3 separate regions of the Homo sapiens genome follow, and all the other regions are linked to region 2. The links are chromatin loops, found by intact Hi-C in ENCODE. Cell type or tissue: heart left ventricle. All regions are shown on one strand. Each heading gives the region's core, and the rest is flanking DNA. Links, peaks and the distances in the headings are about the cores only.

Region 1 (6,941 bases), core at 1,243-6,242, 170 kb before region 2:
CCACGCCTGGCTAATTTTTTGTATTTTTTTTTTAGTAGAGATGGGGTTTCACTGTGTTAGCCAGGATGGTCTTGATCTCCTGACCTCATGATCCACCCACCTTGGCCTCCCAAAGTGCTGGGATTGCAGGCCTGAGCCACTGCGCCTGGCGACTTCTATCTTATTTTATGGATCTATCTCTTATCCTCTGTTTTAGCAAGATGGAGTTTTCCATATTAGAAATAATCAATTATTGGTAATAAAACAATTTCTCTCCTGAACAAACGGAACCTTTTAATTTGGTTGTGTGGATGCGGTATTCTTACGTGTCTCAAGAGCTGGTTAAGTAACCACATGAATGACGTTCTTGTGCCTGCTGTGTCAGGCCGGAGGTGTCCGAAAATGGACACAGGGTGTTTTCCTCGTGGTGACTGTTCTCACACGTATTTCTTCCGTGCACATACAAGCACACATGTGCACACACACCAGTATCTCCCAAAATGTGTCCTAGGAAGGGCATCCTATGAGAGGAATTAATACATGTCTTAGAGAGGGAAAAGTTTTTTTAAAATTAAATGTAGTTGAGAATATTATGCTAGACCAAGTGGACTAGAGTTCCCTGTGGCAGGATCTCTCGGAGTGTTTAACGTGCTGACTCTCTAATTTGTGAATCTCTAAGGTCTTAGAGTTTGCTGACCCCTGCTCTGCTCTATCTCTAAAGGGCCAGCTAGTAAAGCTTTTGGCTTCGTGGGTCATCTGGGCTGTCGCAAGGACACACTGAGCTGTTGTGGCAGGCAGCTGCCATGGACAGTCTATAATCAAATGGGCATGGCTGTGTTCCAATAAAACTTTATTTATAAAAACACGTGGAGGGTCCAACATGGCCCCGGGACATGGTTGGCCAGCCCTGTCTTAGAGTACCTTGTGCTTTCCAAGCGTATTGGACCATGAAGTTCTTTGCCAAGTGTTGCTGATGTCCCACAGGACACTTCATTCAGCCAGGGCCTGGAATCACAGCCCTGGGGCATCGTCCCACTGTCCCATGCCCATCGTCCTGTTCCTGCCGATGCCATAGCATGAGGGGATGCTCTTTGAGTATGCTCATCTGAGGACTTGGATAAATCATCCAGACTCCTATTCGGAATTTCTCCTAAATGATCCAAACCACACTGGGCTGGAAAAATTGCCCAGATAGGGTTCGCATACGTGATTTTTTTTCAGTACTTCTTGGGATCGGCAGAACTTGAGGCATGTTTTGTTACAGTACTTAGTGACTCTGGAGAGACCATGCTTTATGGAGAGCCTGATTTTTCCTTCTTTCAAATTAGTCATTTTCGTGCTGTCCTTGGGGCCTGTGTGTGTATATTTGAGGAGGGTGAAAGCAGAGAAAGGGTTAAAGTGGGAAGGAGGTGTGAGTCAGGCCTCGCATTTGTCAGCTACCGTCACTTATATTTAAAAAGTGTTCAGTCTTTGTCTTTAAGCTGATGGCTTTGAATTCATTTTGGACAGAGAGTTTTAAGAAAGGGGGAACTGTTTGTATTAAGGCAGATGTGGATATAGTCTTTCAAGGTGCTAAATTTGTGCTGACTTGGTCCAAAATACAACCGCATCTGGTTATGTCTGGTGTTGACTACTCCAAAAATGCCCTAAATTCCAGACAACCTCTTGGGCTTAGAAATAGAAGTCATTAATCCTGCATTTGAATTTAATATTTGAAATTTTATCCTAATCTTTTTTTTTTTCTTCCACATGAATTAACTTTTGAACAGTTGGAAAGAAACGTGAAGTGTTTTTATTTTGTTTTTTTGGGTTTTTTTAAGGGCATATTCTTAACAAAAGGGTATAAAATTAAACTAGGTTTGACCTTTTGAGTTGAGCAGATTTTCCACCTGGTCGGAGCAGGGAATAGGCTTCTGGGTGGGACGGCAGCTGCCTCCCCCGCTTCTGGAAGGATACTGTGTACATTCGCAGAGTGGTGTGCTTCTTGGCCAAGCCGTGATGTGAGTTCCTTGTTGACGGTTAGTAGATAAGTGGTGAGGTTGTGCATCTGGGTAGATGATCCAATTCAGAGAATGGTTCCAGGCAGCTCCAGTTCAGTCTCATCAGAAATATTTAAGCTCCACTCTCCCCACCAAAAAATGCACATAATTCTGCAGGAATCTCACACGTGGGTGGATAGGGCCAGCTTGAGTTTCATCCGCTCAGGGGCCAACTTCTTTCTGGCATGAGGGGTGCAAGCTTGGGGCTTAGACCCAGCCACCTGGGGATTTCGACTGACCTGGTAAAAGAGAGAATCTGGAAAGGAAGGGTCTGGTAGCCTGCTGGTTGGGGGACGGGAGTCGGGAGGTCCATGCGGGAGGGAGGGGGATTACCCCTTGGAGCAATGGAGGATTTGGAATGTTGTGGCTCTCAGAGTCGGGGATTTGGGGAACATGACTTCTGGCACAGATGGCTGGGGGCCTCCTTCCAGCAGAGGAGGGGGCTTCCTCCGTGAGAGTCATCGCCGCCTGCTCATAAGGGCGTCTGCTGCTTCCGACAGCCAGGGTTTGAATCTTGGCCATGTTCTACTGAGTGAAAGACTGCAGAGAAGCCACTTAACCTCTCTGAGCCTTGGTCTTCTCTTGTGTAAAATGGGAATAAAATAGCACCTTCCCCCCATGGGCTGCTGTGGGGCTCACAGGGGATGACACGTTTACTGTTGGCCTCAGGGCTGGCACCCCGTGATGGGATTAAAATGCAACTCCCTTATGTAACTCGAGATTATTTTTACTCTTGAATTTATCGTGTTCGCCAAGGCAAAGGAGAGGGCCCGCCCGGTCCCTTTTACCATCCCCCGCCTGCCTTTTTGTGACTTGTTTTTCCTTTCAAGGGTGGTCTCTGTTCACTCCACTCTGATGTCACTGCCTAAAAATGTCGGGTCCTGGCTTGGGTGGTGGAAGTGGCATGCAGGGCGATCTCTCCCTGGCCAGCCCTGTGCCCCCCGGGGCCGCCCTGGCGTGGGCTCAGGAGTTCCAGGGCTCTTTCCCAGAGGGATTTATGATTCCTTCGGCCGGGGCTGGATTGCTCACTCCAGAAATAAAGCAAAGTTATGGAAAGCTGAGGCCATAGCCCTTACTTTTTTCTTCCCTTATTCATAAGATTAATGAAGCGACAGAAGAATCAGGTGCAGGCAAAGTGTCCGGACTGAACTGGGCTCCGATGTGAAGTTGTCATCAAACGGCTGTGGGGCTGGGGCCTGTCACTGCGACCTCGCTGGGCCTCAGTTTCCTCACTTGGGAGAGAGGGATTTGCACCAGCAGACATGAAAGGCGTCCTCTGCTTCACTGATTCTATTTTAGGCAGGTGAAGTGAGTGTTTCCAAAGTGTGGGACTCAAGAGGTCTCAGGTGACACGGGCATGATTATTTCGAGCTTCCACTTAAATAATTCTGCAGGACTGGAACTGAAGTAGGGCAGGTAAGATGCTTGCCTTGGGTGAAAATTTAAGAGGACATTAAAAACCCCCATAATCATTGAGATACATAATAATTTAATCCAATGTAAAACAATCAAAATGCAAAAATATTCCCGATGAACAAAATACTGAAATTTTGAACAGAGGTAGCATCCATATTATTGATGTTTTCCCTTCTGCCTCCAGCTCTAATATGGCCTGGCATATGCAAATATGCATTATTGAAACATTTCGAACACATTGCAACCCTCGACTTCACAGGTGCCACTGCCTACAAAATGGCCACATTCAAGTTTAAAAAGTGAGTTTATTAAAAGGAGAAAAGGAAAGGCTGTCTAGTGTATGGTTAATGGTAAATAGATACAGCAAAATATTATGACAATTGGAAGAAAAAGAGTATTGTGGGGGTGTGAGCTGGTGGGAGAGGGATGAGGTAGACTGCAAGCAGCTCTCTAACACCAGTCACCAGTACCTGGGAGGCTGTTTTTGTACCACAGAAGTCTGTATTAGTCTGTTCTTGAACTGCTATAAAGAAATGCCTGGGCTGGGTGTGGTGGTTCACACCTGTAATCCCAGCACTTTGGGAGGCCGAGGGCGGCAGATCACTTGAGGTCAGGAGTTGGAGACCAGCCTGCCCAACATGGCGAAACCCCATCTCTACTACAAATACAAAAAATTAGCCAGGCATGGTGATGGGTGCCTGTAATCCCAGCTACCTGGGAGGCCGAGGCAGGAGAATCGCTTGAACTTGGGAGATGGAGGTTGCAATGAGCCGAGATTGCACCATTGAACTCCAGCCTGGGCGACAAGAGCAAAACTCGGTCTCAAAAAAAAAATTAATAATAATAATGCCTGAGGCTGGGTAACTTATAAAGAAAAGAGGTTTAATTGGAAACTTACAATCATGGCGGAAGGCGAAGGGGAAGCAAATATATCTTACATGGCTGGAGCAGGAGGAAGAGAGAGAGGGGAGGGCCCCACACGCTTGTAAACGACCAGATCTCGTGAGAACTCTATCATGAGAACAGGACTAGGAGGATGGTGCCAAATTATTCCAGAGAAACCACCCCCATGATCCAGTCACCTCCCCGCAGGCCCCACCTCCAACAATGAGGATGACATTTGATGCAAAGTGTAGACAGGGACACAGACATCAAACCATATTATGGTCCACCCCTTTGACCTCAGTTAACTGGTCCCGGAGGTCACCCCACCCCCACTAGTATGATCAGAGCCTCCTGTGGGACCCAGGCTGCGCTGATGTCTTCATGGGGAGATGTGCACACGGGCGTCCTGAAGACTGCCCCTCTTGGCTCTGCGGATGGAGAAGCAGAGAAGGCAGAGAGAGGGCTGGATGCAGAAGCAGTAATTTGGGGTGGGCAACGGCCTTCCAGTTCCTGCTGCAGCCTCATCCTGGACTTCCACAGACACCCTGAGTCCTCATCACTACCCCCTCCTTTGGTATATGCCTGTTGGATTGAGTTTTTTCCTTTTAAAATGAAACAGCCCAACCAATGCAATGAGGAAGAAAAAGATAACCTACTTGGGTATTAGGGAGCAAAATCTGCAAGGTGATTTTTTTCATCTAATGTTCCCCAACTGTGGTTACATATTAGAAACATCAGAAGAACTTTTAAAAATACAGATGTCTGGGTCCCCCCAGATTCATTAAGTCAGAATCTGCTATGGTCTGAATGTTTGTGCCCCCCATTAAATTCATGTTGAGACCTAATCTCCAGTGCAATTGTATTAAGAAAGAGCTTTTAAGAGGTGATGTGGTCATGGAGGCAGAGCCCTCAAGAATGGGATTAGTGCCCTTATAAAAGCGGCCTGAGGGAGGCTGGGTGCAGTGGCTCATGCCTGTAATCCCAGCACTTTGGGACGCCAAGGTGGGAGGACTGCTCGAGGCCAGGACTTCAAGACCAGCCTGGGCAACATGGGGAAACCCCGTCTGCATTAAAAATACAAAAACAAATTAGCCAGCTGTGGTGGCATGCCCCTGTAATCCCAGCTATTCAGGAGGCTGAGGCATGAGAATTGTTTGAACCCGGGAGGTGAAGGTTGTAGTGAGCTGAGATTGTGCCACTGCACTCCAGCCTGGGTGAGACTCTGTCTGAAAAAAAAAAAAAAAAAGAGGCCTGAGGGAGTTTGTTTGCCTCTTTTTCCTGTGAGGATGCATAGAAGGCACTGTCTGTGAGGAATAGACCTTGAATCTGCCAACACCTTGATCTTGGACTTCACAGCCTCCAGAACTGTGAGCAATACATTTCTTTTGTTTATAAATGGCCCAGTCTAAGGCATTTTGCTACAGCAACCTGAATGGACTAAGACAGAATCTCTGGGCAGTGGGGCCCAGGCACTTGCATTTTATTATTATTTTTTGAGACAGTTTCGCTCTTGTTGCCCAGGCTGGAGTGCAATGGCACCATCTTGGCTCACTGCAACATCCACCTCCTGGGTTCAAGCGATTCTCCTGGCTCAGCCACCTGAGTAGCTGGGATTACAGGCGCCTGCCACCACGCCTAGCTAATTTTCTGTATTTTTAGTAGAGATGAGGTTTCACCATATTGGTCAGGCTGGTCTCAAACTCCTGACCTCAGGTGATCCACCCACCTCAGCCTCCCACAGTGCTGGGATTACAGGTGTGAGCCACCACTCCTGGTGGCATTTACATTTTAAAAATGTTTCTTAGGCAACTCTAACCACAGTGGTTTAACCACTACACTTGTAAACACAAGCGTCTACCTCCCCTCTGGGTCACCTCTCACTTTTTACTCCACTCTTCCCCTCTTATCCTGGTGGAAACACCTCTCTACCTCCCCGGTAGGTCACCTCTCACTTTTTACTCCAGTTTTCCCCTCTTAGCCTGATGGAAACACCTCCACTGATGGTCTGGAGACAGGAGGTGGAGTCCTTGGTCTTCACCAGCTACTGACCATGTGCCCTTGGGAAGTCATTTTTTTTTCCTCACCATCCTTCAAGCTTCCTGACATGCAAATTGGCCCATCCACTTTGAATAATAGCATCGATTCTCAGAGGATAAGGCCGAAGCATTTTAATAGAGTCATCTTCTTAATTACATTTTAAGGGTACCTGCAGGTGTACTGGGGGTTCAGTGGGAGAAAATAGGCAGAAATCCTCACCCATCTGGAGCTTCCTGAAGCAGAGCCTGAGACAAGGACCCAAACCTCCTCCTCCAGGAGGTGATTGTGGGAAGCTCTGCTGGGTGTGGGGTGGGGAGACGAGGAAGAGGAGGGACCAAGAAAGCCTACGCAAAGGGGCAGCACATTGCTGGGCAGTTGGAGCTCATCTTTCTGGGGGTATTTGGGTCTATACTGAACCACCTCAGTGCTGTGCTCCAGAGGGCGAGAAAGCTGGGCCACTTGCCTTTGGGGAAGGCAAAGGAGGCTGCCTTTGGGGGCATTAGCTCCCGATTCACACATGTCCCAGGTGTGGCCCTGGAGGGAGCCTCAGCAGAAGCTGGTGGGCAAGAGTGGAGGGCCCAGGGC
Region 2 (6,941 bases), core at 675-5,674:
GTGCAGTGGGAGGCTGACCTCACCCCCTGCAGTGCCATGGCTTTCCTCCTCCCCGCGGGCAGCTGGCCTGGCCTCCTGGGGACTTGGGTGGGGACAGGCTGGCTGGGCTGGCGCTGGTCTCCTTGGGATGTTGGGCCCCTCAGCTCCTCTCAGCCTGGGTCCTGGAACCTGTGAGGAAGGAGCTGCGTGGCCCCTGCTCATGCCACTCTTGGGAGAGGTGGGCACACTGCAGGTTTCAGCCAGTGCTACCTGGAGGAGACATCCCCCCAGGGGTCAGGACCGGGGGTTGGATGCAGCTCAGCTAAAAAGACATTTGATATCATTTAACCGAGTTGCCACTTCAATGGGAATTAAGTTCTAATGTCAGCACGTAAGCCCCCAATTAAGAACTGCATAGAAAAAATAATCCTCGAAAGAACAGTTAAATCATCTATAAATCACGCTGCTTCTGCTGTTGAACAAGCAAAAGCAGCGGCTTCCACAGAGCCTTACAGTGCACAGTAAGGATCCGTCTGCAGACTGACCGGGAACTCACATTTGCCTTCAGGGCTGCAGGCTGTGCTTTCTGGGTGGCCGCGGGACATGGGAAAGGACGGATCTCCAGTTTCATCTCCAGGCGTTAAGTCCACTGGGTGAAGCAGAGGGCAAAGCCCCCAGGCTTTTAGAATCATTTTCCCCTCTACCTCTCTGCCTTACCTTCTCTCTGTCTCACCCCCTCTCTTCCTTTCCCTCTCCGTGTCTCTCTCTGTCTCTCTGTCTTAGCTCTCTTTGTCTTCCTCTTTCTTTCCCATCTCTCTTCTCAATACCTAGAAGCGAATTCACATGCACACAGGTCATGATGCCAGCATAAAATAATTTCATGTTTGTAATTTACCCCCGCTTCAGTAGAGAGCCCAATAGTCGGCTACAGCCCATTGTGGCCACAGCCGAATGCTGGCCTGGGTTGGCCATATCTTCCTGCATTTCAAGAGAAGCCAGAAGTTTGAAATGGTTGGCGACATCTCCCATTTTTAGAAAAATGTGGCTCAAATTAAAAATAAAACATAAAACTAAACAAAGGAGAGCAGCAGAAGCTGCTCCGAGGTCTGGAGCGTGACCTCCGTGTGATGGGTTCTCCCTGGGAGGGCTTCTGGGAAGCCCCTCCTTCCAGGGAGGGGCCGCGGGTGTCCCGAAGCTGGGCCAGCCCTGGTCCCTTCCTCACCCCCTCCGCCCACCTCACCCTCACACAAAGGTCAGAGGGTGTCGGCCGCCCTGTCTCCAGATGCCATTACCATTGCCAGCTGTGGGCAGCGGCCACTACGAGTGGCTGGACCTGGGGGGCAGTGGCCTGGGAAAAGTGCCCTCAAGGGCGCAGTCCCCTTTCCACCATCCAAAGGGGATCACCCTGAGTTTGGATTGAGAAGTGTTGGCATGGGGATTTTAAAATTGCCCCTTAGATTGGCTGCGTTATTATTTTTGGCAATCCATGTCATTTGAAAGAATGGCCATTTCTGCTAGCTAACAAAAATGGCAACTGGGCGAGCAGGACCTGCCCGGGTGGAGGAGAGGTTGAGACCACACCCACATTGCGGTAAACCTGTGTCTAAGCCGTCAGTTTGAAGGATATCCATTCCTGCAATTAAGGATTGGGGTGCACGTAGCAGCACTACCCGTAGGAACCCCAGCTGAAAGCAACTGAAACGCACACCACAGTGGAATGGGTGATTAAATGTGTCTATTCACAGCAGGGGACAAAACTGCACAGACTCCTGCCCTCAGGGGCTTATGTTCTGGAGGGAGGACTCAGACAATAAAATCAGTAAGTAAAGTGCACAGACATGAACACATGGGGAGAAAATAGGTGTAGGGGGGATGGGTGTGGGGTCTGCATTGTAAATAGAGAAGTCACTGAAGGCTGCAGAGAGGGCGGCATTGTAGAAGTAAAAGCGTATGGAAGGGAAGATGGGAGCCATAGAGATATCAGGGGAAGAGCATGCCAGGAGAGGGAGCAGAAAGAGCAAGGGTCTTGAGGCAGGTTGCTTATGGAGGAATAGGAGATGAGCCTGGCTGTGACATGGTGAGTGGGAGCAGTGGAAATGAGGGAGTTCAAAGGGAAAGGGGGAGTGGGGAGAGCAGAGAGCCCTGGGAGCCTGTAAAGACTTTAGCGTTGACTCTGAGGGACAAGGGGCTGTGGCGGGGTTCTCAGCAGAGGGAGGGCCTCTTCTACTCAGGATTTACAAGGGCCACTGTGATTACTGGGCTAAGGGTAACGTGCAGGTGGACAAGGCAGGGGAACAAGAAGACAGGAAGGAGGCCAACACAATGCTCCAGGGAGGTCCAGGCCGGAGGTGCTAACAGCCTGGGCTGGGTGGCTGTGGATTTGCAGGTGGAAGAAGTGGACCCACCTGGGCAAGTCTGCAGCATTGGGTGCACAGAACCAGGCAGTGGATGTGTGGGTGGGATGGATGCCAGTGGAGATGCCTGCTAGGAGGTTAGGCCAGAGACCTGAGCTCTGGACCTGGAAATGATCAGCTCAGACACCAGGTGAATGTCTGGGAGCTGTGGGGTAGGCCTGAAATAGTACAAGGAGGAAGAAGAGGACCAGGGACCAAGCCCCAGGAAACCTTCATATTTAAGGATTGGAAACGTGACCCCATGGGGGGAGTTACAGAGGTAGGAAGAAGCCAGGAGCTGAGTGACGCAACAAGGCCATTCTCACTCTGAGACCTTCAGTGGCTCACATCTTCTTCTCTTTTCCCTAGTCTGGAAGCTCCATGAGGACAGGGGTGAGTCCATCAAGTTCTCTGTTAGGTCCCCAGAACTGAGCACAGTACCTGCCCCGAAGGGGTGTAGCAGACCTTGTCGGATGAATATACGGCAATGTGGCTGATCAAAGTAACAAGGCAATGACTGTCCATCAAGGTCTGGGGCTGGTGAGGAAGTAGCATGTGCATTCAGTAGGCTGCAAGTCTCAGCTCCTGCACACCGGGAGGCTCAGCGGCCTGTCACGCACATTGGTGGGAAGGAAGGACAGCTAGTCCAGGCTCTGCCAGTGGTGCCGATGTCATCCCATCTCATGCAGACACGGGCTCAGCCAGCCCACCGCCAGAGCCTCCCCTGCGGGAGCCACATCTGCTCTGCCTGTGTTCTTTCCCTGTTTTTTGCAAACTGTTTTTATTTTGCCATCCAAGAGACACAATTGGGACTTCTGTGTCAATGCAGATACGCGCCCTCCCCTCAGATCCTGGTTCAACATTGGACTCATAAGCCAGGCTAAGTTAAAAAAAGCAAAATGTGTCTGGCTTGATAGCTGGCTCTAAGTGCAATGGAAAAAGCCAAAAATAAACACTGTAAGTTGATGACATCCGTACCATCCGTGGGCATGGGGCCCAGGCTGGGGCCAAAGCAAGGGAACAGTGTACAGCCCAGCGTCACGCACAGCCCATCAGGGCTTCCTAAGGCAGTCTCAGGGCCCGGGTGACCGTGAGGGTGCAGTGCTCTGTTACGGCCACCACCCTCCCTCGGGCACCAGGTACTGTGATGCCAGTTACTCAAGCCTCCTGCGTTTGTCTGCTTGCCAGAGAACCACTGCCCGGGGCAGCCTGAATCGTCGGATTTTGTTTTTCCTCCCTGGTATTTTTCTTGCCATCTGAGAGGTGCCAGTGCCCCTGTGGGGTGAGTTTTGAAAATGGCTTTGTCTGGACAACAGAAAGTCACAGACGTGCTGATGGCATACGGTTACCTTGGTGACTAGAGAAGAGTTTGCTCTCCTAATTCCACAGATGAGGAAAGGGTACTGGGAAGTCCTGCCTTTTACCTGCATGGCTGTTGCCGGCTTCGCCTCCCTGGGCACTCTCCCCCACAGTCTGGGTGTCCTGCGACTGCCTTTGGTTACCATTTTGGTGAATATTTTCTTGGAATCAACTTTGAATTGACATGACACCCTCTTCTTTGTCTTTTTACTCAACTTTATTCTAAACAGTACAATTATTTGTGTTGGTTATGGGATCTTTTTCTTAAAACACAGTATTATAAATACAAGACAATTGAAAATGTGAGAACATTTCTTGCATACCCCATGGGAAGCCGCCCCTGTGTCTATGTGATCCTTGTCTGGGGGCTGCTGCCCATGCGCCTCTGTCCCCCAAGCTTGGAGCCCTCTGTGCCCTCCCAGCCCCTGCAGGGGGTTGGGTGGGAAGGCGGTGCTTGGGTTTTGAGGAGGAGTTATCGATCGCATCCACCTCCTCAGGGAAATAGCCTGGGGTGCAGACTTTTATTTGGAACATGAAACATGAATTTCTTGAAATGTTTTAGACATTGTGTTGACATAAAATGCACACATGGAAAGGGCACAAACTACAGCCTGGCCCCGTAACCCCCCGCCCAGTCTCATTCCTCTCCATGTGTGTTACACACGTGACTTCTACGTTTTTCTCACTGCTGCCTCCTCAGGGCCAGAACAGTGCCCGGTGTGCTGCAGGTTTTCAATACACGTTGGTTGAATACATGTGTCAATGAGTGGAGACTCAGTGGGGTCTCTGTCTCCAGCCTTGTTCCTTTCTAATCTCCAGGCCACTCAGGAGCCAACGTAACCCTTTATCATGCAATGTGATCGTATCATCTCCCTGCTGAAAATGCGAGTGAATTCACAATAGCAAAGTCGTGGAATTAACCGGAATGCCCACCAGTAGATTGGATAAAGAAAATGTGGTACATGTATACCATGGAATACTACACAGCCAGAAAAAAGAATGAGATCATGTCCTTTGCAGCAACATGGATGGAGCTGGAAGGCCATTATCCTAAGCAAACAAACACAGGAACAGAAAACCAAATACTACATGTTCTCACAAGTGGGAGATAAACATTGAGTACGCATGGACACAGAGAGGGGACAACTGACACCAGGGCCTCCTGGAGGGTGGAGGGAGGGAGGAGGGTAAGGATCAAAAACCTGGGACAGGGTGTGATGGCTCACACCTGTCATCCCAGCACTCTGGGAGGGCGATGGGGGTGGATCACCTGAGGTCAGGAGTTCGAGACCAACCTGGCCAACATGGCGAAACCCCATCTCTAATAAAAATACAAAAAATTAGTTGGGCATACTGGGGCGCCTTTAATCCCAGCTACTTGGGAGGCTGAGGCAGGAGAATTGCTTGAACCTGGGATGGGGAGATTGCAGTGAGCCGAGATCACGCCTTTGCACTCCAGACTGGGCTACAGAGTGAGAATGTCTCAAAAAACAAAACAAAACAAAACAACCTATCTGGCACTATGCTTATCGCCTGGGTGACTAAATAAAATAATCTGTACAACCAACCCCCCATGACACACAACTTAACTATGTAACACACCTGAACCTGTACCCCTGAACCTAAAAGTTAAGAAAGAAAAAAAAAGGCAACCTCAGGCAAATGTAAATGAAAATATCATTCTATAAGCCTGACAAAGACACTAGGCATCTGTATAAAGCTAACTGCCCAACGACTATTAAAGAATTGCTGAATTGGTTTAAAATATATATACATATGCCTGAGCGACTCTCCTTGGTCACTGTGATAAAGAGCACCCCTGTAGGGTGCAACCCAGGGCTCCAACTCCCTCCCCTGTAGGCTGCACCTGCGTGCTCCGCTCCGTCTGCTCTGGGTGCTCCCGCCCAGTCCTGGACATGCAGAGTCCTCCCCCAACACCTGCATGTGCTGTTCCCTCTGTCTGGAATGCTCTTCCTCTGCTGGTCACCTGGCCAGCTCCATCAGGGCTCAGTTTGCCTCTCCTGTCCATGGGAAGCCTTTGCTGAGCCCCGTCTACCCTGCCATCTGCCTCTTGCCCAGAGCACTGTGCAACTGCTCCCTTGTACCAGCCAGGACCAGCGAGGTTGGGCTGCAGTCAGAAATAAACCCTGAAACCTTAGGGACTTCATGCAACCCACATCTGCTTCTCACTCACATGGCATGTTCCAGAAAGCCCAGGTCCCTGTTCCACACCATTGTTAGGGACTCAGACTGAAGGAGGCACCACTCCTGGGCACAGCAGGGAGCAAAGAGTAGAGAGAACTCATTCCTGCCTCAACTGCCCAGGATCCAAAGTGGCCCGTGTCACTGTTGCTCACAGTCTGTTGTCCAGAGCTAATCACCCAGCTGCCTGCAAGAGAGGCAGGGAAGCATGAACTCCTTGTGTATCGTCAATAAAGTGGATATAAAGTGGAACGGTCTCAGCTGTACCCCACCACGGACTGTCCCATGTGACATTGTAGTTGCCTATTTACTTCTCTGCCCACCCCACACCCTAGACTGAAGTTCCTTACGTTCACAAATTTCAGGCTTCTCCTCCATTTGACTCTTAGCAGCTAGCACAGTGCCCTTCTTGAAGGCCCATGAAGTTTCAGGGAGAGCCTGTCACACGACCCGCCCGGCTGTAAAGCACCTCCAGGCTTCCACAGAGCCGACTCTACTGGTGCGGCACGGCTGTGACGGATCTTTCTTCATCCATCTCCTCCCTCTGCCAAGTCATCAGAAAATGCTGAGCACCTATGGAAAATCCTGAACATACTCCGCCTGTTCTGCCTGGTTTTCATTTTATGTTGTGCTGGGTTTTTTTGGTACAATAAACAAGGTGAAAGCAAGGAAGTAAACAATGTGGGGTTCGAGGGGGTTTCAACAAATGAGCGCCACCTCGCTGTGTTCTGTTTTGAGCACGTGCATCCCTGGTTTACACTGAGAGCTGGAAAATGGCGCTTGGATGGCAGCCAGGTTTCCAGGGTGAATAAACACCTCCAAAGGGACAAATGTTTTTCACAGACTGTGAGTGAAATGGAGACTCAAATATTTAAAAATAAATATATAAAAAAGAAGAAAGAAAAGAAAAGGCAAGGAGACCCTGCTGACCTTAGTTCCCAAATGAGCTAAAAACAAGTTTTTATAGTAATATTTTCTGCATCCAAAGAAACAAAACTTCTTATTTTC
Region 3 (6,941 bases), core at 740-5,739, 120 kb before region 2:
GGCCAGTGCGGGGGACAAAGGTGCACAGGGCAACTGTGGTGCAGGCCCGGGTGGATGAGAAGACGGCCCCAAGCCACTGTGCCCCTGTTCCTTTCACTTTTGTCTGTGGTCCTCTTGTGCAGTGACAGGTGCCTGGAGGCAAAGGGGACACCCTGGGGGGATGGAAGCTCCCTGAGGGTGACAGCCTGTGAGTGGGCACCAGCAGCAGCCCTCCACACGCAGGTCTCCGGGCACGGTCGCGGGTTCCTCGGCTGTCCTAACAACCACGGCTCGAGGGCGCACAACAGCAGGAGCACTTTCTCTCTTGGTTCTGGGGCCAGACTTCTCAGTGTGGGCAGGGGCTAAAGGCTCCAGAGGAGGGTCTTTCCTGACTCTTGCAGCTGCTGGTGGCTCCAGGCACCCCTTGGCTTGTGGCCGCATGGCTCCAATCCCTGACTGTCTTCACCGGCCTCTCCTCTGTGTGTCTCTGTGTCTCTCTCCTCTTGTAAGGACACAAGTCATTGGGTTTAGCGCCCACCCTAGTCCAGTATGACCTCATCCTAACTCACACCTGCAGAGAACCTATTTCCAAAGAAGGCCCCATTCTGAGGTTTGAGGAGGCTGTGAATTTTGGGGAGATCCTGTTCAACTCTGTACATGCATTGTCCTGTAATGCTTTATTCCCGTTTCCCAGAGGAGAGGAGAAAACTGAAGTTTGGACTGGTTAAATGGTGATTAGGCCAGAGTGAAACTTAAAAGCCACTGGGTTTTGGGACCCCGCCCTCAGCCTGCGTATGCCCTCAGCCTGCATATGCCCTCAGCCTGCGTATGTGCCTTCAGCCTGCGTATATGCCTTCAGCTTGCGTATGCCCTCAGCCTGCGTATGCCCTCAGCCTGCATATGCCCCCGGGGTACCAGAGGGAAGGCTTCTTGTCGTCTGACCCCTGAAATGGAGATGCTTGGGGGTGTCAGCTGCCGACACAATGCGCAAGGCCTGGGGTGGGCAGGAGGGGGCCAAATATGAGGAGAAAAGGCTCCGCCCTTCCTGGGGGCTTCTCTGGGAGCTGGGTTTCAAGCACAGGGACACGGCACACACAGGAGACAGGGCAGGATTTAGTGCAGGGAACTTCACAGGTAATGACATCCGTAGGCGTTCAGAGGAGGGGGCTGGGGCCAGGAACTGGGTACTTCACGCAGCTCTAAAGATGCGACTTGAACAGCAGGGTCCTGCTCCCCCTCCCCCTCCCCTCCCCTCCCCCTCCCCTCCCCTCCCCCTCCCCTCCCCTCCCCTCCCCTCCCCCTCCCCTCCCCTCCCCCCTCCCCCCCCTCCCCTCCCCTCCCTGATCTGGGAGTGGCCTGTTGGGAGTACTCTACTCTCGTGGTTCAACATTGTGTTAGTAAGCGATGGAAAGAAAACAATATTTAAGAAACATTCCCAGAGTGGCCTATGCTCATAGGAAGTCAGACCTTTCCCTCTGAGCACACACACAGCCAATAGCACACTTACACGTTTTAAAAACAAAAGTGGGATTATTCCGAAAGTTGATATTGACCCTTAAAAGAAGTGGGCATTGGTCAGTGCACACAGTCATCCGATATTTATCGAGCTGCTACCGTGTACCAGGCATAGTTCTAGGACCCAGGATATAGCGGTCAACACCCAGATTCTCCCTCCTGGAGCTCCCAGGCTAGGAGTCAGTTCCCTTATCCTCAATGAATGTAAATAATCCAGTGTGAGGAGACACCATAGCAGGGTATTCTTGTTTTTTAATGAACACACATCTTCTGAAAATTAGGACCATGGCCGCAGAAGAGGGTCTAGGGAGCTGTCTCCACAACGCACCGGGGCTCCTGCGAAGCTGCAGATTCTGGCCTGGTGGTCTCAGGTGGGAACTGCATCTCCTGTAGGCTGCCTGGAGCTCTGGTGCGTGACCCCCAGCTTGTGGACCTGACCACCTCTTCAGGGCTGGAAAGGGCACACCCACCCGTCCATGTGTCAAAAACCGTGTTAGAGTTTTTCATGGGATCCTTTCAATATTAAATAATATTAATAAATAATGTTAAATCCCCTGCTGTCATGAATATGTATATTTATAATGCATTTCAAAGAAACGAATTACCCAGATGAAACCTAAACTAAAAAGGGCCCAAAGCCAAAACACACTGAGTGACAACGTGTGCCCAGAAGTGTGCAGGAGCCGTGGGAAGCACAGCGTGGTCCGCCCTGGAGACTCAGACCTGAGGGCGGCCGTCATCCGCTCGCCAACACACCTACTGAGCACCTACTGTGTGCCAGGTACTGTCAGGTCCTTGGACCCAGCGGCAGGCAAGTGGTCACTTTGGACAGTGAGCAGCCAGCTGCTGCCCAGTAGCAGGAGGTCACAGCGAGGTGGCACACCCCCTTAGGTCTTGTCCAACCCTGCAAGGGGTTTCAGCCCTGCAGCCGCCCCAGGCCCACTGTTGTCTTCTTGCTACAAGAAGAGCAAGAAGAGGCGTGCATGGAAAAACTTCCTGTGCCGGGAAGTCCAGGGCCTCACACTGAGAACAGGAGGCAGAGCTTGGAGGCCCAGTGCCCCCACGCCTTGAAGAAGCAAGTGCGATGCTGTGGCCAGTCTCCTACAGGCCTGTTGTCTGCCACATTCTCAGTGTTTCCAGAGGCTGTTCAGAGAGCCTTTGGGGCAAGGGCAAGGCTGGGCCACCCGCAGCAAGCCACCCCTTCTCTCAGGAACCAGCCCACATTCCAAGGGCAGGGGGCCTTTCTGCCTGGGGATTTACTGCCTGAGCAATTTGTAAGTAATTAGCCACCATGCCGTGATTAGAAGCTTGCATAATTATGGCAGGTAATTGCCTCTTCACCCAGTGGAACCGTCCCTCCAACCAGCACAGAATGTCCTTTCAAAGCAGTGACAGTTGCCCTGGAGGCCCTTGGAGGGAGGTGGCTACACCCTGGTTTTTCAGCCACTCTTGGTGACGGCCCACTGGGGTGTCATCCAGTGGGTGCCAGGCTCTGACGGCTGCTCAGCCCTCCCTCGATCGCTTCCAGATGCGGTCATTGGACATTCCTCCACTTCTATAAATAGTCATCCAGCCTGGGCATCGTCAGCAGAGACAGACAGGTCCGTGGCCCAGCAGGGTGCAGCCTGGGGGTCTTAGAAATGCTGCTCCCCACTTCCATTTCTCCTCCTCTTTCCTGATTTTCAGGGCAGGCCCAGGCGCTGGATGGCTCTGGAGGGAACGCTGGGTGGGGTGAACATCCCAGTGGCTTTTACAGGTCGGGGGCTTCCCCAAAGTGCTCCTAGCTGACAATTTGTGTGCTCTGGGAAGACAGCCCATCAGAAGTGGCAACGTGGATGCGGGACCCAAGTTCAGGGGAGTCTGAGCGATAGGAGATTTGAGATGGAGACTTTTCCTTTCTGGCCACTTTCTGCTTTGCTTTCTGGGCCATATTTTAAAGGCCTCCAACGTCAGGGGTGGCCCATGTGCCAAAGATCAGCTCTGGAACCTGCTTTCATGAAAATCGTTCAACATGGATGGTTTTTCCTCATTTTCTGGCAGTGGCTGGACTCAGCCCTGCACAGAGCTAGGGGTGGCCCAGAGGACTCTAGGCCGCCTTCCCCTGCCCCCATCAGATGCATGGATCTATAAACACGTCAGGACAGTTGTAAAAGAGATGGATTCTGCATCCCAATGATACCCCCATCGGTCTGTCGCCAGATAATTCACGACTGGCTTTTATGATCAAGTTCCCTGGGTGTGCATCCACGCCGGACGACCCAGGGCCCAGGGCACAGCTTGGAGCCAGACTGTCCCGCTCAGACCCTGGCTCTGCCCTCACTTGCTCCCTGACCTGCAGCAAATTACTCACTATCTCTGTGCCTCAATTTCCCCAACCAATAGAAGGAGGATAAAAAGCAGAATGTTTATAAGTGGAGTTGATAATGGTAGGTGCATAGCAAGCCCCTCGGAATTCCTTTTTCTTGTTGTTGGTAAGGTGATGGAAACGTAGACTCCTCAAGTCCGTGCATACCGGTCCCTTAACCCGTGCTTGTTCATATTCTGCGCTTGAGGTGAGGGTTCCAGGAGGAACCCTCAGGCTTCAGTGGATAATGATATATGTTATCTTGTTTGATTTGCGTAACATCCGAAAGCTGAGTATTATCAGTACAATTTTATAGATGAGGAATCTGTTAAGTGAGAGAAGGTGAGCCCCTTGATGAAGGCAGGGTTGCAATCAAACATAGATCTGAGTCCATAGCCCTCAACCTCACCTCAACTCCCAGCCTCCACCCCCAGCCTCCACCCTCAGCTTCCATCCCTCAAGTTCTACCTCCAGCCTCCACCCTCAGCCTCCACCTCCAAACTCCCCAGCCTTCACTCCAAGCCTCCACTCTCAGTCTCCTCCCAGCCTCCACCCCAGCCTCTACCTCCAATCTCTTCCAGCCTCCACTCTCAGCCTCCTCCCAGCCTTCACCCCCAGCCTCCACCCCTGCTTCCCTCCCCTAGCCTCCACTCTTAGCCTCTCCTCTAGGTTCTACCCCCCAAATTTTACCCCCAGGCCTTACCCTTAAGATTACCCCAGCCTCTACCTCAGCCTCAACAAACTCTTTTTTTTTTTTTTTGAGATGAGGTCTCACTCTGTTGCCCAGGCTGGCATGCAGTGGTGTGATCATGGCTCACTGCAGCCCCGACCTCCCCATGCTCAGGTGATCCTCCCACCTCAGCCTTCTGAGTAGCTAGGACTACAGGTGCATGTCACCATGCCCGGCTAATTTTTGTGATTTTTTTGTAGAGGTGGGATTTCACCATGTTGCCCAGGCTGGTCTTGAACTCCTGAGCTCAAGCAATCCTTCCGCCTTGGCCACCCAAAGTGCTGGGATTGCAGGAGTGAGCCACCACGCTGGGCCTCAACAAACTCTTGAGAAGTCCAGTCCTGACCTGTGCTTGTGTACAGGCTGCCACACATATTAGTTCCAAATTTTAAGTTGCGAGAAACGTGTATGTAACACAGTAGAGGAAAGACACAGGTCTCACCCAGATGTGATGCAGACGGAGGGCGACGTGGAGAACCGACGTCTCACCTCTGCAGCTGCTCTGGTGCAAACTCATGTCCATCAAAGGCTGCAGAAGCACTCTGTGTACTGACGTGGAGGCTCCCAGACCAGGCTACTGAGTGGAAAAGCACAGTAATGAACAGTAGCTGAGTGCGCCACAAGTATTTGCTTGAGAAGGAGAGTGGGGCTGCACGTTGACCGGGCTGGGAGCTGTGTGCACAGCTTCGCCTGAGGAAGCCAGGAGGTGGGGGACAGAAGGGGACAAAGTTTCTGAATCTAGACCTTTTAAATCATTTAGACTTCAGAATTGTGGAGATGCCTTTCCCATTAAAAATTATTAAAATTGGCTGGGTGCAGTGGCTCATGCCCATAATCCCAGAACTTTGGGAGGCTGAGGTAGGCAGATCCGGTGAGGCCAGGAGTCCAAAACCAGCCTGGCCAACATGGTTAAACCCAGTGTTTACTAAAAATACAAAAATTAGCCGGGCATGGCAGTGGGTGCCTGTAATCACAGCTACTCGGGAGGCTGAGACAGGAGAATGGCGTGAACCGGGGAGGTGGAGGCTGCAGTGAGCCATGATCACACCACTGCACTCCAGCCTGGGTGGCAGAGCGAGACTCTGTCTCCAAAGAAAAAAAAAAATATTAAAATCGTTTCAATCCTTTGTTATCTAATATCCATTTTAGGATAAGCCTGGTCTTTAATTTTTACTGAGTCACATGCAGTGGGGAGCACTCACCCCAGGGTGCCACGCAGGGGCTTTTCCAGCATCCCCCACCTGCATGCAGCTGTCACCCAGGCCAGTGCATGCAGGGCGCTTCCCCAGTGGACGGTGCCCCTTCCACGGGAGGTGCTTCCATCTGATTCTGCCACTATAGATCAGCCTCTCTTTCTTTCGTTCTTTCTTTCTCTTTCTTTCTTTCTTTCTTTCTTTCTTTCTTTCTTTTTCTTTTTCTTTCTTTCTTTTTCTTTCTTTCTTCCTTTCTTTCCTTTCTTTCCTTTTCTTTCTTTCTTCTTTTTCTTTCTCCTTCCTTCTTTCCTTCCTTTTTTCTTTCTTTCTTTCTTTCTTTCTTTCTTTCTTTCTTTCTTTCTTTCTTTCTTTCTTTCTTTCTTTCCTTCTTTCTCTCTTTCTTTCCTTCCTTTCCTTTCTTTTCTTTCTTTCTTTCCTTTCTTTCGTCTTGCTCTGTTGCCCAGGCTAGAGTGCAGTGGTGCAATCTTGGCTCACTGCAAGCTCCGCCTCCTGGGTTCAAGCCATTCTCCTGCTTCAGCCTCCTGAGTAGCTGGGACTACGGGCGCCCGCCACCACGCCCAGCTAATTTTTTTTTGTATTTTTAGTAGAGACGGGGTTTCACCGTGTTAGCCAGGATGGTCTCAATCTCCTGACCTCGTGATCCACCGGCCTCGACCTCCCAAAGTGCTGGGATTACAGGCGTGAGACACTGCGCCCCGCCACCAGCCTCACGGTTTCTTGACTTGGATGTAGCGGGGCTGTATAGAATGCGCTCTTCTTTCTCAGCCGAATGAGCGGTCCATCCACACTGTTGCTTCTAGCGGGTACAGAGATTTTAAACAACTTATTTGAGGGCGGCTCTCTTTACTGCTTGGCTATTTGACATTTCATTCCATGAAACTTCTAAGGAAAACACGTTTAAAAGATTAAGCCAGGAGCAGTGGCTCATGCCTGTAATCCCAGCATTTTGGGACACCAAGGCGGGTGGATCACTTGAGGTAAGGAGTTCAAGACCAGCCTGGTCAACATGCAAAACCCCGTCTCTATTAAAAATGCAAAAATTAGCTGGGCTTGGTGATGGGTGCCTATAATCACAGCTACTTGGGGGGTTGAGGCAGGAGAATCACTTGAATCTGGGAGGCAGAGGTTGCAGTCAGGTGAGATCATACCATTGCACTCC

The links. Peaks named below come from ENCODE experiments on the same cell type or tissue, not always from the same donor. Only the 100,000 strongest peaks of a DNase experiment are listed, where the experiment ranks them.
Region 1: it touches region 2 in a loop (3-fold over the local background); 6 of 110 quality-filtered maps call a loop at or near these places.
Region 3: a loop joins it to region 2, with 3 times the contacts of the local background. A loop is called at or near these places in 7 of 110 quality-filtered maps.

Annotation. Positions count from the first base shown.
Region 1 is chr16:87,029,144-87,036,084 of GRCh38, reverse strand. No RefSeq gene overlaps it. Among named protein-coding and RNA genes, the nearest start is that of LINC02181, 25 kb to the left of the region's middle. RefSeq lists a silencer at 2,226-2,399 and an enhancer at 6,568-6,941. In heart left ventricle, for the core only: no CTCF peak of the experiment used is centred there; no DNase peak of the experiment used is centred there; H3K27ac peaks cover 961 bases.
Region 2 is chr16:86,862,553-86,869,493 of GRCh38, reverse strand. No RefSeq gene overlaps it. Among named protein-coding and RNA genes, the nearest start is that of LINC02188, 140 kb to the right of the region's middle. RefSeq lists enhancers at 1-109, 110-613. In heart left ventricle, for the core only: a CTCF peak has its summit at 3,520; DNase peaks (open chromatin) are centred at 3,008 and 3,413; H3K27ac peaks cover 2,343 bases.
Region 3 is chr16:86,981,252-86,988,192 of GRCh38, reverse strand. No RefSeq gene overlaps it. Among named protein-coding and RNA genes, the nearest start is that of LINC02181, 73 kb to the left of the region's middle. In heart left ventricle, for the core only: no CTCF peak of the experiment used is centred there; a DNase peak (open chromatin) is centred at 2,972; H3K27ac peaks cover 1,267 bases.